Linked DNA regions of Mus musculus: region 1 is linked to region 2. The links are chromatin loops, found by intact Hi-C in ENCODE. Cell type or tissue: left cerebral cortex. All regions are shown on one strand. Region 1 overlaps Gabra2 (gamma-aminobutyric acid (GABA) A receptor, subunit alpha 2). Region 2 has its middle 48 kb from the start of Gm26044.

Region 1 (2,500 bases), 1.4 Mb after region 2:
CAATTAAGCATTGCAATAATTATGTGTACATGGGCATATTTATCATATATAGTTTTTAACTAACATTTTAAGTAACATATCTATATGTGTACAAATAGGCAAGCATTTAACATTGTTAAAACTCATAAGTAACAATATCTTGGCTTGGGATATTTTTATCAGTCCCATCCCTATGCTTACTTGTATCTAACTTTAGTGTCACTTAACAATCCTGAACACTAATTGGCATTTAACACACTAGCCTCCTCTAATTTCGATAACTTCTTAGATTTAAAAAACATTTTTTTTTACTTGAAAATTGTTGTTGAAGCCTGAAATTCAACTGTTTCAACTTTGTAAAGTAGGATTACAGCCACTACATATTTGCAACATCTTTATTTCTCTGATTATTGTGTAATCTATGCTGATCTGAAGATAGGCATTTGTAAAAGTGATAATTTAGTAGCATTTGATGCTACACAGGCACAGCAGATAAATAATACAAATATATATTCTCTGCATAGAAAACAGGATGTTTCCAATAATTTAACTATAAAACTGTTCACACACACACACACACACACACACACACACACACACACACATCCCTATATGAATATGGGCACTCTACACAATATATAGCTAAATAGGTTAGACATGTGCAAAGGGACGTTATAATGTTTATTTTGTTTTTCTTACTTTTCATTCTGTAGGACTTCAAAGACTTGACAATTTCTTCATGCATAGAGTGCATTAAGATGAGCACCTTACCTTTAACTTGTAAAGCCATTGTATTTTGAAGGTTTAAAATAAAGGAAAACTATTTTTACCTCCCAGTCCTGGTCTAAGCCGATTATCATAACCATCCAGAAGTCTGTCTAGAATTCTTGTAAAGATGGTGATGTTATTTTTAGCCTCATCTTCTTGGATGTTAGCCAGCACCAACCTAAACAGATAATTTTACACATTTGTATATATCATATATGTACATACAGTGTTTGGCTAAGCGCCAAAATGCTCTTTCTCCTTGATCTGAATTTAACTTAATTTAAGGCTCCTTCAGCCATTAGTGACATACATTTCTTTCTCTTTTTCACTCTATAAATAGCACTAAACTTGCTGGGAAGGTAAGTATTCTGTTTCAAAAAAGAAACAGTAAATATCAAAAGAATAATGGTAACACCTTTGAGACTTCTAGCATTTGTTATTCTGTATGAGCTATAATCTTAATGTCTCCTCTTTAGAACACACCATATTTGTTGATTCTCATATGTAGGCATTATCAACAAGATTGCTTTGCAATTAGATGAATGAAATAACTAGAGAAACTTCTGAAGTAATTCTTCAGTGTTGTGACTATTAATTGGAAAATAAACTGTTATCTTGGTGGCACAAAAATTCCCTGTCATTCTTATACATAGCATTCTTGTTCTCTTATGTCTTTCACAGTTTTAGATGAAAGTAATTTCCTCACTTGGGATATACCTCCACCCAATGGCCAAGCATAATATAGACATCAGGGGAACTCCACTGGCAGGTTGCCAAGCTCCAGTGTAGCCAGGAGATGGAGATGGGGTCTGAAGGCAAGAGCAACACACACCCTCACAGACTCTAAGAAGGCCAGGTCCTTTGAGTGGTCTCAGAGAAGTAATAAGGGGCTACATAAAGATAAAAGTGTCCAGTTAGCCTTTCTCTGGTGATAAATTTGTGGCAAGAAAAGGGGTCTTAAAACACCCCTAGCAAAGCTTTAGAGGCAGTGATTTTTCTTCATGATTTCTCCATCATAAAGCCAGAAACCTGATTTTGTGACAGCAATTTGGTCAAATAAACTGAATGTATAAAACAGAGTGTCCCCTCTCATTGCCATTTTTTCTCGGAATGATTCAGAGATTTAAATTACTGTCCCCAAAAAGGAATCATTTATATAATAGAATAAAATACTGCCATGAACATTATTGGGTCAAATATAGAACAGAAAATGAGTAGAGTGATATTTAGTTAAGCTGTCAGCACTGGGTCTTGGGTCTTATTCATTGATAAGTGAATGCCTAAGCCTTTAAAGTCAGGGAGTGTGTGTACTTCCATTCTAGTCAATATATATCATATAAAACATCAGCGACAGAGACCATTTACATTTAAATGAATGCAGAACCAGAAGCTAACAATACTTATAATACACCAAAATTGGCAATAAACTTCAAGCTGGAATTTTGAAGAACAGAGGGAGTGTTGAAGTGTGGACATGAAGATGGACATCTTCAAGTTATGTAAGAATATCAATTCATATACTCTACCTTCAAAAGTTTCTCATTCTAATTTTTAAAGCCAGTCCCTAAGATAGTCACAAGAGTCTAGCTGAAGTGTTTCACCTGAGGTGTTTGTTTCTCAGTTATAGTTCAGATTATCTTTCTAAAGTCAATATTTAGTCATAGATGGCATTTCCCAGTTAAGTGAAGTATTTCCAAACAGATTTCTTTTCTGTTCCAAAATATCTTAAACATTATTTTGTTAGAACTCATAA
Region 2 (2,500 bases):
AATCTGATCTTCATGCATTATATTTTGATCTGATTGGCAAAATTGACTGCAATGTTGGAAAGATAAAGGCTCTTTAATAAATTTATACAATCTGATTCCTTCCAGTGGGAAGAATATAACTATACATTAGATGAATATATCAAACTATATTCAAGACAGTAATTGCCTAACTCATGTGTCTCTGGCTGTGTTCTATGTATTTGGAATGCTCTGATGGTAAAAATCTCTATTTTCATGGGTGTCATGAAGGTGGATAAATAAACGACAGACAAGTAGACATTTCTGGTTTCTTTAACAATTCAGTTGTGTTGTGTAATGTTTTTCTAAAACTGTGTCACATGATATTTTTCTGGAAGCTGTCTTGTCAGAGGGCCTTTGATGTTTTGCTGGAAACAGACTCTTGAGAGGGCGTGTGATGTTTAGAGAGAATATAAATGGACCCCACAGACATTAAAAGGATGCTCTCCCATATCTACACTGTGAAACGCTTTGCTATTTCCCTTGTCTTTGCTGGTGTTCACTGGTCTTGCTTCTTTGCTGGTTTTCACTGGTCTTTGCTGGTCTTGATTTCATAGAGAGAAATGCACCAGAGAGCATCCTGTAATATCCCTGCTGATACTGGCTGCTTCCACCAACTCATGCCACTTGGCCAGAGCCTTGCTTCCTCTGCTGAATTGTGCTGCTGATACAGATTCATGGTTAGTGTTTACTATTGAAGTGGACTGCTGGTTATCTGATGATGAAGAGTAGAATTTCCCCCAAAGAACTATCACTAAAGAAAAATCCACAACCCCCTTTTCCTATGAACTTTTTTTTCTCCCCTGCTCCTGGTCAGTGAGCTATAATGGAGGTTAAAGCATTTCAGAACACTAAATAAAATAGGTTTTGTAAATTCTAAGCCTACAAGTGTGTCTGGTATAGCAGAAGATGGCTGGAGTTGTGTTGTTTAGGTTAGATCTCTATTTATTCAGTTCATGAAGATTATCGAAGTCACCAGCACTAGAACATAAAATATAGTTTTATTATTTACTTTGCTCTCTGTCCTAAGAGGAAAACTGGGCTCATCCAGGTACCACTGTGAAGTGTGATTAGCTGAGTTCTTAAGGAACTATTTTGCCTGTACCTCCCACAGGATGGCAGTATAGGACAAGACAGGAAATTTCCTTGCCCACCTGACCTGCTACTGACACTTTCAGGAAGGCTGATATGTGTATTTCCAAAGCCTTCTGCAATCTGCTAATTGTATTCATGGAATCCATCCATGCCTTTTCACCCCTGTGGGAACATGGAGAGTATGAAAAAGCCACATCCCCTTTCCGAATGGACACAAGGCATTTAGTCATTCAAAGTAGAAATAAACATTTCTCAAAATGCTGGTCATGTTTCCTTTAAATAAAGTGTTTTTTCTTTTTCTTTATAATATGATTAAAAACAAGGTACATACATTAAAAGATCAATTATGAGCTAAGAGCTGACTCAATTCTTTGAGCTGCTGCTGATTCAGCCTAACAAATGCCAGGCTGTCTGGGAGTCAGGACTTCTTGTGCTTTTAGCAATCTCTTATGAGACTTAATGTCAGACATTCATTAAATGTTGGTATCTGGAGGAAGATTCTATTACTTGTAGTAAGACAAATTAACATGGGAATCAGAGTCACCAAGGTCTCCTTGATAGAAAGTGCAGACAGGTCAACTTTCACCAAGGAATTCCAGGCACAGCTAGGCAGACAGGTGGCTCTTTTGGCAGGAGTGTGGGAAAAGAAACATTTGGCAGCAAGAAATAGACAAAGCTCTAGGAAATTTGTCTATGTCTAGGTAATAAATAAGGGTCTTAGTCACCTGAATAAGGCTTAGTCTTCAGATATGGAAATAACCACTTTTTTTTAAATGGCATATCCCCAACTAGCATGCTCTACGTATAGAATACTAAGATGCCCATCCTCTCTAATTGTCTCATGGAGAGGCTCAAGACAGCCAAGATGGAGTTGGATACATATTTTGAACAGATGGATGGAGGCTAAGACCAGACAAATGCTAACAGACCGTTAGGCCATGCCACTGATAATGTCTGCTTAAATAGCCTTGGGCTAAGCTTGGCATATTAACTTCTAATTACAAGAAATCCCTTTTGTAGCTCAGCAAGGGTTAGGGTTCATTGTCTTTCCCAGTACTACGCAGAGCAGCCAGCAGTAGATGGCGTCTTGTCTGTCCAACTAGAATGCTTGGCTGACAATGGAAGAAAAAATAGCATTCATAAAACAGGGTTTCTAAAAGTCTGGAGCTGAGCAAGTTGAGCCTATCCTTATCTGTGGCAGATCCTTTACTATAATCTTGTTAAAAGTTACACAAAAGTTGGTGCATTATAAACCAGTATCGTGAATTTGGACAACAACATAGAGGGTTCTCAAGAAATTATACTATAACAACCATCTATATACCTTTACCTATATCCTGATACATCTATACTCCTGGACATATTCTAATGGTCTCCATACAATAAC

The links. A loop is a pair of places that touch in the nucleus more often than their neighbours do. Peaks named below come from ENCODE experiments on the same cell type or tissue, not always from the same donor. Only the 100,000 strongest peaks of a DNase experiment are listed, where the experiment ranks them.
Region 1: it touches region 2 in a loop (13-fold over the local background); 6 of 42 quality-filtered maps call a loop at or near these places.

What each region holds. Positions count from the first base shown.
Region 1 is chr5:71,091,163-71,093,662 of GRCm38, forward strand. It overlaps Gabra2 (gamma-aminobutyric acid (GABA) A receptor, subunit alpha 2), which reads right to left. Exons shown (of 10, transcript NM_008066.4): 3 at 810-925. Among named protein-coding and RNA genes, the nearest start is that of Gabra2, 3.4 kb to the right of the region's middle. In left cerebral cortex, a CTCF peak has its summit at 1,469; DNase peaks (open chromatin) are centred at 954, 1,515 and 2,091; H3K4me3 peaks cover 1,551 bases; H3K27ac peaks cover 976 bases.
Region 2 is chr5:69,703,285-69,705,784 of GRCm38, forward strand. No RefSeq gene overlaps it. Among named protein-coding and RNA genes, the nearest start is that of Gm26044, 48 kb to the right of the region's middle. In left cerebral cortex, a CTCF peak has its summit at 1,129 (motif pointing right); DNase peaks (open chromatin) are centred at 1,150 and 1,629.